Regions from separate parts of the Homo sapiens genome. Here all the other regions are linked to region 3. A link is a contact called in ENCODE Hi-C or POLR2A ChIA-PET data. All regions are on one chromosome and are shown on one strand. Each heading gives the region's core, a stretch centred on a gene start or an enhancer-like site at or near the end of the contact. The rest is flanking DNA. Distances are from core to core; before and after follow the strand shown. Region 1 holds the start of IGF2R (insulin like growth factor 2 receptor). Region 2 overlaps SOD2 (superoxide dismutase 2). Region 3 overlaps TAGAP-AS1 (TAGAP antisense RNA 1).

The links. Hi-C counts contacts between places; a loop is a spot of excess contacts on that map. ChIA-PET counts read pairs that join two places held with the same protein, here RNA polymerase II (POLR2A). Pooled maps may share reads with other maps.
Region 1: a pooled map shows a loop between it and region 3 (2.3-fold over the local background). The contact joins the promoter of IGF2R here to the enhancer-like site in region 3. A Hi-C loop is called at or near these places in 4 of 50 pooled maps.
Region 2: a pooled map shows a loop between it and region 3 (2.5-fold over the local background). The contact joins two enhancer-like sites. A Hi-C loop is called at or near these places in 5 of 50 pooled maps. POLR2A ChIA-PET finds 5 or more read pairs at or near these places in 2 of 52 experiments (MCF 10A and activated CD8-positive, alpha-beta memory T cell).

Annotation. Positions count from the first base shown.
Region 1 is chr6:159,966,897-159,970,786 of GRCh38, forward strand. IGF2R (insulin like growth factor 2 receptor) reads left to right here and starts at 2,186. Exons shown (of 48, transcript NM_000876.4): 1 at 2,186-2,499. The coding sequence starts at 2,351. RefSeq lists silencers at 1,747-2,366, 2,377-2,656, 2,677-2,806.
Region 2 is chr6:159,687,134-159,691,340 of GRCh38, forward strand. It overlaps SOD2 (superoxide dismutase 2), which reads right to left. Exons shown (of 5, transcript NM_000636.4): 3 at 993-1,109. Among named protein-coding and RNA genes, the nearest start is that of SOD2, 4.0 kb to the right of the region's middle. RefSeq lists a silencer at 184-434. Within about 2 kb of position 1,996, at least 4 of the 41 ENCODE cell types and tissues checked have a DNase peak (open chromatin) inside an H3K27ac peak, as active enhancers do.
Region 3 is chr6:159,007,761-159,012,022 of GRCh38, forward strand. All of the region lies in intron 1 of TAGAP-AS1 (TAGAP antisense RNA 1), which reads left to right. Among named protein-coding and RNA genes, the nearest start is that of RSPH3, 9.7 kb to the left of the region's middle. RefSeq lists an enhancer at 1,347-1,636. Within about 2 kb of position 1,396, at least 2 of the 41 ENCODE cell types and tissues checked have a DNase peak (open chromatin) inside an H3K27ac peak, as active enhancers do.

The sequences.
Region 1 (3,890 bases), core at 936-3,435, 960 kb after region 3:
CTTTGAGGTATTTTACAACTCTGTAAATTGTAGACTACTGATGGTAATATACACGATTTTTGTCTTTAGAAATGCAAATTGTGTCTATTGCGTACGCAGCTGTTTTTTGACCTATGGTTACTGACCAATTTTCCATCTATAGACAACCTTATTTCAGCATTCCTAACTGCTTGAATATTTGTTGGATTCTCCTTGGATTTTCCTTTGAACCAGCTGTGACATGTTACCGGTTCTCACATTAATGAATGAGCTAAGGAATACCTTTGATACATGTTCATTCTACATCTGAGTCATGATTATACCATCTTTTAAATATTACCCTTTAGCATTTTTTATTGCATCACTTTAGAAAGCAGAAAATGCTAGTTTTTTAAAAATTGGTGATACTAGTTTTAATTACTTGATTAAGGTGGTTCTACCAGATCTTTCCATTGTGAAGAGGTATTTTGTGTTTTTTAAGGAAGTATACTTTGAAGGTGATACTTTGAGACAAAGAGAATATTCCGCTTCACAATAATTTTTCACCAGATGGTTTTAGTATTTACTGATGGTCTTTGCCTGTATCCATTATAACACTGGAGTTGCAAAACACAAACCCTTTTTCTTTTTTTTTTTTTTTGAGATGGAATCTCGCTCTGTTTCCCAGGCTGGAGTGCAGTGGCACGATCTCTGCTCACTGCAACCTCTGCCTCCTGGGTTCAAGCGATTCTCCTGCCTCAGCCTCCCGAGTAGCTGGGACTACAGGCGTGTGCCACCACGCCCGGTTAATTTTTTGTATTTTTAGTAGAGATGGGATTTCACTGTGTTAGCCAGGATGGTCTCGATCTCCTGACCTTGTGATCCGCCCGCCTTGGCCTCCCAAAGTGCTGGGTTTACAGTCGCGAGCCACCGCGCCCGGTCACCACAAACCCTTTTTCGACGTCCACAGTTTACACCTGAGCTCTCCCTTTGACCCACTACAACACTTTCTTTTCTTGGGCAATATATTAATAGCACGGTGGTTATGTCACAGGCCTGTGACTGGCTTGGGCTCAAACCCGGGCTTTTTCACTTACTAGCTGCAAGACTAACTAGTTATTTAATTTCTCCATTCCTCACTTTCCTTATCTGCAAAACGGATGCAATAAAGGCACCCCCTCTTACAGGACTGTTAGGATTAAATGAGCTAAATCACAGTGTCCGAACACTTCAGTACTTCGTACATAATTACTTGCTCAAGAAATGTTAGCTATTATTGGGTCATGATTATTTATATGTGTTTGAATTCCAGCTTTGCCACATCCCAGAGTGTCTTTGAGTAAGTCACTGAGTATCCTTGTGCCTCAATTCCTCATCTATAAGTAGGTTCCCATCTCATAGGTTTTTAAAGATTCATGCTTACATGCTTAGCAGTGTCTGGTATGGAATAAGCACTAAAAAAGATGAGCTTTTATGATGATGATGATTACTATTTTCAGTCATGATTATTTTGTATATTTACTCTAAAAGAAAGTGAATTTTTTTAGTTCAAGACTTTTAGATTCATCGTTCTACTTTCATTGTGGCTAGCTCATGGCCATCCACGTAGTGAATTAATAAAGCTTTGTTGAGTGGCACTTGCTTGACAGCGACACTTTTGTCCACTCTTTCACCTTGCTGGATTTGTGCTGCCTTCCTTGCTGTAGGAAGCCCACGCTTGGGAAATAACATTCCCACAGAAGGTCTGAGAGGCTCTGACGGGCCAAGGTTGTAAACCCCCATGATTTGACTCCACGGGCAGTTAAAGTGTGTTCCCACCCCCCACGGATCCGCTGCCACTAGGCTGTGCGAAGGCATTTACCTCCCTGGCACTTTGATCCAAGTTCCCTATTTTCCCCTACTGGTCGATCGAGGTTGGGAACAGTTGCTCTAACCTGGGAAGCACCCGCCACGATCCAGCAGGGCGCGGTGGGAGGGGAAACTGAGGCCCGGCTAGGCACCCCCGCCGCGCCCAGCCCGCCGAGAGGCTCAGGCCCCGGGAGGCACCTGGAGCCTGCGCCCCGCCCGCGCCGCTTCCTGTCCCGCGCGCTGCGCTCACGTGACCCGGGCCTGGGAGGAGCCGGGGCGGGCGGGGGTCACCTGAACAAGGGAGTCACGTGAGCGGGGGGCGGGGGTGGGGGGGCGGTGCCGGGCGGCTGTCACGTGACGCGGTTCCGGGGCCGCCGCTGCCGCTGTCGCTGTCGCCGAGCCCAGTCGAGCCGCGCTCACCTCGGGCTCCCGCTCCGTCTCCACCTCCGCCTTTGCCCTGGCGGCGCGACCCCGTCCCGGGCGCGGCCCCCAGCAGTCGCGCGCCGTTAGCCTCGCGCCCGCCGCGCAGTCCGGGCCCGGCGCGATGGGGGCCGCCGCCGGCCGGAGCCCCCACCTGGGGCCCGCGCCCGCCCGCCGCCCGCAGCGCTCTCTGCTCCTGCTGCAGCTGCTGCTGCTCGTCGCTGCCCCGGGGTCCACGCAGGCCCAGGCCGCCCCGTTCCCCGAGCTGTGCAGGTGGGTGGCCCGCCCGGACGCAGGCTCCGCTCGCGGTGCCCGGGGTGAGCGGCCGGCGTGGGGGGCGGGGAGCGCTCGAGGAGCTCCTGGGGTCTCCAAGTCGCCTCCGTTCCGCGCCGGGGTCCGCCCCGTTCCCGAGGGAAAGTTGCCTGCGTGGTGTCCGCGAGTCCCGCCGGGTCCCGTGCGCAGGCGGGGGGCGCGGGGGCACACGCGGTCGTGGCGGTCCTGGAGCCCCGCGTCCGGCCACTTGTGGCTGTCGCTGAGTCGGGGGTGGCTTTGTGCGGAGCGGTCGCCCCGGCCCTTGGGGTCGGCGCCTGCCCTCGCGCGGCCGGGCGTCCGGGAAAGTTGGAGGCAGGAACTCCAGTTTGCTTTGTTCCCGCTGCGCGTTTGCATCAGAGTTTCGCCAGCGGGGCACCGGTGAGGCCCCTCGGTGTGGAGAGGCTCACCGGGGCGTTGGAGCCCGCAGGAATGGTCCTGGAGTTGAGTGTTTGTGGTTTCATTTGCTGATTGATTTCCCCCCGTGGGCTCATTTTCTCTTTAAAGAATATATATATATATATATTTTTAGCAGGCGGTGACTTTTGTCTTCTTTAGATTGGGGGCAGGGGGTGTCGTCCAGTGTGAGCTTTCAAGACTTGACCCTTCACTTCTCTGAGCCCAACTTCCTGCCTGGTTGCTCACATGATGTCATTGTCTCCGGGGCGGATTATTCTAGTGGATCTTGCTCTGGGAACCATGATTGTATAACCCATCAGTCCCATCGAGGGCTGTTCACCTCGCGCAACTGCTAGCAGTCCAGGGCCTGGGGAACTTCGAATTTCAGGAATTTTCTGACCATCCTTTTCTGGACTGTTTAGGATGATGGAAAATTCAGCTTTTGTTTATTTTTTTAAACTTTGGTAAAAAGGAAGCAGGATGAAAAGTTTTGAACAGACAACAGTTTCTCCCTGTTACTGTTACTTTTACAAGTTACTTTTACAAGTTACTTTTCAGAGTGAAACAAAGTTGAGCCTACTTTGGGCTGAACTTGGAGTTTGTGGTAGGGTTTATGGGGGGGGTTCTTATTTTTCCCATGCATCAGAGATAGTTTTATTAGCACCCCTGTGTTCAGAACATGCAGAAATTAGTCTAAGGAGGGTGAGGCTGATCTCACGATAGAAACTCTTTGGAAAGGCCCATATTTTTTATGCTCCCTTTTTTGGAAGGGGAAGGGTGGATGGAGGGAGAGTTTGTGACACTAGTTTAAAGACCAGTTAGCTACCCTAAGATACATAGTTACTCCAGTAACTAGTATGATACAGAGAAATGGTGGCAGCTTAAACGAGGTCAGGCTGAGAACAACATTTAGAGGAAGGCATTTTGGAATAATGGCTTCTGTGACCAAAAATAAG
Region 2 (4,207 bases), core at 746-3,245, 680 kb after region 3:
AAAAAGGTACAGACGGTTAACTATCTAATCCAGGCCCTAGAAACTAGTAGACAGAAAGTTCATCTTTTCTAGACTGGCGCGGTGGCTCACATCCATACCACAGCACTTTGGGAGGCCAAGGTGGGTGGATCACTTGAGGCCAGGAGTTCGAGACCAGCCCCGCCAACATGGTGAAACCCTGTCTCTACCAAAAATATAAAAATTAGCCGGGAGTGATGCCACATGCCTGTAATCCCAGCTACTTGGGTGGCTGAGACACAAGAATTGCATGAACCTGAAAGGCGGAGGTTGCAATGAGCCGACATTGCACCACTGCGCTCCAGCCTGGGCGACTGTAAGACTCCGTCTCAAAAAAAAAAAGTTCATAAAATGAAGTCTCTCAGTCTTTCCCTAATATGAAGTACCATCCAGAAACCAGAAGGTGGAGTTGATGTGATATTCTATGTTGGCGTGAACATAAAATCTTATGACATAACCCCATGAAAGCATTCTCCATTCCTACTTGTGTCCTTTTGAAAGTTACAACTTTTATCATACTCGTTGTTATGAAAAATATGCCACTATGATACCTCTGGTAAGAATAAGGTAACTTAGGCCAGGCACGGTGGCTCATGCCTGTAATCCCAGCACTTTGGGAGGCCAAGGTGGGCAGATCATGAGGTCAGGAGTTCAAGACCAGCCTGGCCAACATGGTGAATGAAACCTCATCTCTACTAAAAATGCAAAAATTAGCCAGGCGTGGTGGCGGGCGCCTGTAATCCCAGCTACTTGGGAGGCTGAGGCAGGAGAATCACTTGAACCCAGGAAGCGGAGGTTGCAGTGAGCCAAGACTGCGCCACTGTACTCCAGCCTGGGCAACAAGAGCAAAACTCTTGTCTCAAAAAAACAACAACAAAAAAAACAAAAAACAAGTATAAGGTAACTTCAGTAAATCAACAATCGATTCCTACTGTGCACAAAATGTAGATAAGGGTGCACCAATATATACCAACCTTTGGGTTCTCCACCACCGTTAGGGCTGAGGTTTGTCCAGAAAATGCTATGATTGATATGACCACCACCATTGAACTTCAGTGCAGGCTGAAGAGCTATCTGGGCTGTAACATCTCCTGAAAAGTTAAAATGCAAACACATTTTTTTGTAACTCCTACTTTTTCAACCACTGTATACATTATATTTTTTTCTTTGTAAGCTATTAGATAATGGGACCAGCTTATCTATAACATCCGTTTGTCCTAAAATTCAGCACCCCCCCGCCCCAAAATTATTTGTCCCAGACATGCTGAACAACTGATGAAGGACCTAGCAGAGGTGGAAAAGCTAGAAAATTCACTCCTGGCTGCTAGGCTCAGGGATCTCTTAGATAGAAGAGATTTTAGGAAATGAAACACCAAAGAGGACAATCAAAATAATAGAATGCTAAAATGTATGGCTCAACATACAGACTGTACAGAAAACCTTCAACTCTCACTTTCAAGACAGACGACGATTCATTGGGAAATATCTCCAAGTCACATTAACAAGAAACTCAACATACTCAAAATTGAACTCCTGATGTTCTACCCCAAACTTACTCCTCCTATTGTCCTCCACGTCTCAGTAAATGCCAGCTCTGTCCCTCAGGACATCCTTGGGAACCTGATGTCATTTTTGACTCCTCTCCCTTCACCCCACATCCAATCCACCAGCATATCCATTAGCAAAGCCAGCTCTACCTTTAAAATACATCCAATCTATATAAAAGCACACAGAGAAAAATAAAAGAAAAAAATAAAACACAAGCAGAACCTAATCCCTTCTCCCTAACTCTACTGCCACCTCATTGGGACAGAGGACCAGTATTTCTCACTGCACTGGTGCCACTATCCCCTCAGTTTTGGGGGGTGGGGGTGGGCCTTGCCCCCTCCAAAGGCTCCCCTTCTCACTGGAGCGAACCCTAGGTGTTTACACTCAGCTACTCTTACTACCAAGAGGCGCTGCACTTGACCCCGTCATTGAGCACGTGCTCACGCAGCTGCAGCCTCACTGGCCTTTTTGCACTCACATGACCAACTTGGATGTTCCCCTCAAGGCTAGCTGAGCACTGCTGCCTCTGCTGAACACTCTTCCCCAAGACAGTCTCATGCTGCGTTCCTGTTCCTCCTTCAAGTCTCCACTGAAACATCAACCCCATCAGTGAAGCCTTCTCTAGCCACCATACATGAATTAGCAACTCCCTGCCACCCCTCCCAGACCCTTTACTCCTTCTCAATAGGCCCTGTAACTCCTGGCATACTGCATGGGTACCTTGCCAAATAAGTAGGCAAAATAAAATAGTCTTTTCTATGCCTTCAAGAAGCTACAGACTAAATGAACTATTAATATTAGAAAAAAATGGAAATCCTCTTGTTTAATAAATATTTTGTGCATATTATCCACAAGATACCAAGAGAAGCAAAGTAAAGGACACAGAGACCCACTGAGAGCTTTGCTCTCAAGGAGCTTACATTTTGGAAAAAGTTCTCAACTGCTGTTCTGAAAGTGTACGTTAAGAACATATGTCTGGGCCGGGTGCGGTGGCTCACGCCTGTAATCTCAGCACTTTGGGAAGCCGAGGCGGGCAGCTCTCTTCAGGTCAGGATTTCAAGACCGGCCTGGCCAACATGGTGAAACCCTGTCTTCACTAAAAATACAGAAATTAGCCAGGTATGGTGGCGCGTGCCTATAATCCCAGCTACTCAGGAGCATGAGGCAGGAGAATGGCTTGAACCCAGGAGGCAGAGGTTGCAGTGAACCAAGAACACGCCACTGCACTCCAGCCTGGGCGACAGGGCAATACTCCGTCACAGAAAAAAAAAAAGAAAGAGAAAGAAAAAAACATACATACAAGGCCAGGTGAGGTGGCTCACGCCTGTAATCCCAGCACTTTGGGAGGCTGAGATGGGCGGATCACTTGAGGTCAGGAGTTCCAGACCAGCCTGGACGACATGGAAAAACCCTGTCTCTACTAAAAAACCCACAAAAAGTAGCCAGGCGTGGTGGCGTACGCCTGTAATCCCAGCTACTCAGGAGGCTGAGGCAGGAGAATTGCTTGAACCCAGGAGACGGAGGTTGTAGTGAGCCGAGATCACATCACTGCACTCCAACCTGCGGGACAGACTGAGATTCCGTCAAAAAAAAAAAAAAAAAAAAAAGTATGTCTGACTAGGCACGGTGGCTCACACCTGTAATCCCAGCACTCTGGAAGGCCGAGGTGCGTGGATAGGGGAGCCCAGGAATTCAAGAGCAGCCTGGGCAACATAGTGTGACCCCGTCTGTTTTTTTTAGACAGAATTAAAAAAAAAATTTTTAAAAGGAACATACGTAGACAATGCTGCTTTCTGAAACAAGCTCCAGTTGTTTAGCGATTCAGAAAGGAGAGAACCAACTGATATCTGAATACACAGCTAATCTCAAAGGGTTTTTTAAAGACACCAACTTTTTTTTTCCTTTGTTAGGTTTACAAACAGTTTTTTATAGATCTGTGTTTCCCTTATTAAATTTTCTTGAGAGTCACTCTAAAAATAGATGTAACTTTTCTATTGTTTTTTAATAAATCAATAGTAACTGAATTTTTAAAATGGGAAAGATACATGCTTAATGAGAGATAATTTAATAATCTTAACATCTTACAGTTTGCTTACTCATTTTAAAATTAATAAAAATTGAGGGCTTAATATCTGCTTTTAAGAACACTTTTCTGAAATTCAACATTTTATTTGGTTTCAGTTTAGTTTTTGCCTCAAATAATAATAAAAGTCAAATGCTTTTTGTTGAAAAATATTCATATTAGTCAGTTAAATGTGATGAGATTATGACATTGTTTTATCTTTTTTCCCCAAGTTTTCAAACATGAAAATCTTTTTAATAATTTTTAAAATATGTTTAAGTAAAAGAAAGCTCTGCAGGTACTCAATCACTTATAAACAATATAGTACAATACAATAAAAAGCTTTTTTCCAGTGGGTTGTATTACATAAGTAAGGCTCTGATTCCACAAGTAAAGGACTGAAATTAAGTTGTTTTTAAAATACTGAAGAGAAAGGTTCCTGGTGTCAGATGTTGCCTTACAGGAAGTACTTTCACAACTGGGGTATTCCCCAGTCTCTCCCCATTACATGTTTCCCAAATTTGTTATTTCCTAAATCACGGGGCCTTTTCCCGTAATTCAAGGTTCGTCTGTCTCAAG
Region 3 (4,262 bases), core at 146-2,645:
TTTAAGGAGCAAAAGGAAGGCCAGTGTGGCTAGAACATGGAATGACGGGGAAGAGTGGTTAGACGTGAGCTTTTAGAGCATTTTGAGGAAGCTGGGGGCAAATTGGAGGGCTTTGTAGAATGGAGGAGGAGTTGGGATTATGGGGAGCCATTCAAGGGTTTTAAGAAAGGATATCATCTGAGTTATATTTTAAAAAGATCACTGATTGCTATGTGAAGAATGGATTGTAAGAGGTGAAGATTAAGTTGCTAGTTAGGAAGGTGCTGAGTAGGTTAATGAGAGGCTCTGGCTTGAATTAGGGTGATAGTAGGGAAAATGGAGAGAAGAGGTACATTTGGGAGCTTTCAGAGAACGAACTAAGTCCCTTTATTCCTCTACTCCTCACTGCCACTTACTAATAGTAAGTAGTGGAGGACTACAGAATGACTGCTAAGATTTTGGCTTTACTAAACTGACAGGATGATCATGTTATTTATGCGATGCAGTCAATTGTTGGAAAGAGTAGGAGACCAAGAGTTTTGTTTTGGACAGATGCTATTGGACATCCAAATACATACGTCACATTGGCAGGTTAGAGATGCGAATCTGAAGTTCAGTGGAACTAGAGATATAAATTTGGTACTCATGAGCACTTAGATGGCTTTAAAACATTTTAAAGGAGAAGGGAAACTGATTTTGCCAAATCCAAGGGTTTTAGGAACAGTGTGTTCAACCTGGTCAGATACCACTGAGAGGTTGAGAAAGGTGAGACTTGAGAAGTAATCATTGAGTTTGCCAACCTGGAAGTCATCTGTAAACTTGACAGTCACACAGATTCTGTGAAGAGGAGGGGACTGAAGCCCATGTAGAGTGATTGAAGAGAGAATCTAGTTACAGAGGCAGAGTTGCAACCCTAGGTTATTCTTTCCAAAAGTTTTGCTCTTGTCTTCTTAGTGAAGTGCACGAAGCCTTTGGACATCTCTGCAAATGGGTAGCAGTAGAACATGAATTAATAAGCTTTTGCCACAAGGTGTCACTAATTCTTCATTAGCTTCTAGTAAGCGAAATAATTGCAGCCCAGGTATACCTTGTATTAGGGAAATATTATTTTTAAAAATCATATTTACAAAGTAGGCCAACTTGGCCCGGCGCGGTGACTTATGCCTGTAATCCTAGCACTTTGGGAGGCTGAGGCAGGCAGATCACCTGAGGTCAGGAGTTCAAGACCAGCCTGGCCAACATGGTGAAACACCATCTCTACAAAAGTACAAAAATTAGACAGACATGGTGGCAGGCACCTGTAATCCCAGCTATTCGGGAGGCTGAGGCGGTAGAATTCCTTGAACCCAGGAGGCAGAGGTTGCAGTGAGCTAAGATTGCGCCATTGCACTCCAGCCTGGGTGACAGACAGAAAGAGACCCAGTCTCAAAACAAAAACAAAAACAAAAGCGAAACAAAGTAGCTAACTAGAAGGCAGTTACTTACATGGTGGAGAGGTTTCCTTTCAAAAGACAGTCTCTAGTATGTTTAACAAATGTGCATGGCCGTCAAGTGGTGCGTGGAGCACTGGGCTAGCAATCAGAAGACCAGAGTTCTGGGTGTAGAGTATTGGATTTGGAGTCAGAAGCTTCGAGTTCATCTCCTGTTTTGTTCTCACTAGCTATGTGACCTCATGCAAAATTTAAATTATTCTTTGTCTTATTTTGTTGTTGTTATTTTAAAACGATAGATAGTAAATGCTGTTCTGGCCATCTCAAGCAATTATTTTTGCATACCAAAAGAGATAATGTGTGTAACAATTTAGAAAATTATGAAGTGCTATGTAAATATAAGATTTAAAAAATTTTATAAAAATTATTTATACCGAACTTTACAGCAATATAGGTATTATGTAAAGCAGTTGTATTAGTGAGAACCCCCGGTTGCATAAGGGAGAAATCCAATTTGAATTTGCTTGGCAGAAGGGCATGTTTTGAAGTTTATGGGGTGGTTCCTGTGCCTTCAGGGATGGCAGCATTGTGGGTGGGCTTTAGGCATTGCTGGAATCAGAGATTGGAATGACGGCAGCATGTGTACCCTTCATTCCCCTTTGCTTCTGTCTGGTGCCTTTATTCTCTTTGGCCCAAACTTACCTCCCCTACCTTGTGGGGGAACATTTTGATATTGTGATTGTAGGGCACCTGCATGACAACATCCTATAGCTTGAGAAGGTGAGAAGCTGGGGCTGGAGAAGTAGACGTAGAATTACCTTGATTTTGATGAAGAGAATAAGAATTTTGAATTTATGAGTGCCATTGTCAGTTAATGCTGACCTTCCAGTTTTGAAAAATAAAACTCACATGCTCTGAAACAGTTTAATATCCTTGAGTCTGCATGTCTTTGCCTGCCTGCCCGTCCGCCCGCCCGCCTGCCTGCCTGCCTGCCTGCCTGCCTTCCTTCCTTCCTTCCTTCCTTCCTTCCTTCCTTCCTTCCCTCCTTCCTTCCTTCCTTCCTTCCCTCCTTCCTTCCTTCCTTCCCTCCCTCTCGCTCTCTCTTTCTTTCTTTTCTTTCTTTCTTTTCTCTCTCTTTCTTTTTCCCTTCCCTTCCCTTCTTCTTCCCTTCCCTTCCTGACAGGGTCTCACTCTGTCACCCAGGCTGGAGTGTAGTGATGCAAAATCATGACTCACTGCAGTCTTAACCTCCTGGGATCAAGCCATCCACTGGCCTCAGCCTCCAGAATAGCTGATACTACAGGTAGTTGCCACTATGCCCAGCTAATTTTTCTATTTTAATTTTTTTTCCAGTTTTAAATAGTTTAAAAATTAGCCAGGCATGGTGGCGGGTGCCTGTAGTCCTAGCTACTCAGGAGGCTGAGGCAGGAGAATGGCGTGCACCCGGGAGGCAGAGCTTGCAGTGAGCTCAGATCTCGCCATTGCACTCCAGCCTGGGCGACAGAGCGAGACTCTGTCTCAAAAAAAAAAAAAAAAAAAAAGTTTATTCAAGAAAAAGCTGGGAGTGGCCCATTCAGGAGGAAAAGACTCCAGAGAAACAGGGTCAGTGCTCCAAACGTCAAAGGTAAGTTCTTAATTATAGAGGCAGAAAACAAAGACATTAACAGGATTACAAAATTTTTTATACAAGGCTGGTTTAAGATGAAACTCTAATATATAGGACATAAATAAGACTTCTAAAGTGTGTTCTAAGAACACCTGCCAAAATTATCAAAATTCTGTCATTGTTCCTGGGATTCATTTAAAATGACAGGGCTGGGGACTCCTGGTTTAAAGTGGCATTGACTGAAGTTGGAATTTCTTCCAATTCTAACTAAATACCCATGGCAGTAGGACAGGGCATGTCCCATTTCTGTCTAGAGGAGCACAGTAGCTGGAAATGGGAGGGAGCTGGGAGCTGGACATTGCAGTCTGTTTTTTAGCTTGAAGAGGAGATTGACAGGCACCCAGGTAGATAGAAAGTGAGGCCGAGGACAATATGATGTGTGTCTGTTGGTGGGCACCAGGTCTGGATCTGTTCTATTCATTGGAGGAGGAGGTGAGGAGAAACATAAAATCTGCGAAAAAATGCTGTCAAGTAGGAGGAAGGGAACACACATTTGAATAATCAGAGGAAGACAGAGCTCTAAAAATGAAACTCATTGGTATCCCTAAAGATGCTGTTTGGTACCACCTTTGAATAAAGCCATGCAGAGAATTCTTAAGATGCAAAAAGACGGATGTGATTGAAAAAGACTGATATTATAGGCAAAAATATTTTTTAATGCTTACCACATGCCAGCAATGGCGCTCGGGGCTGAGGATATAATGATGAATAAAATTGCCATGATTCTTGTCCTCTCAGAATCTAGTGAGGTACCAGACAAGGGAACTGGCATTTCCAATTCAGTGTGAAATGTGTGATAATAGGGTTGGCAGGGCACAATAGAAGCACGAGGACTCCGAGCCATCCTTGGCGGTCGTGGCAAGCTTCCTACATGAAAGCTGGAGCTCAGAGCATATGAAGATGTAGGAGTTTGCCAAATGAAATGACATGGTGGTGGAGAGTGTTTATGACCAAAGAATGCCGTGTGTGAAGCCCTAGAGGTGAGAAAAAACCCAAGATGTTGTCCAGGCCCAGTGGCTCATGCCTGTAATCCCAGCACTTTGGGAGGCCAAGGCAGGAGAATTGCTTGAGCCCAGAAGTTTGAGACCAGACTGGGCAACATGGTGAAACCCCATCTTTACAAAAAAATACAAAAATTTGCTGAGTGTGGTGACACGCAGCTGTAGTCCCAGCTGCTTGGGAGGCTG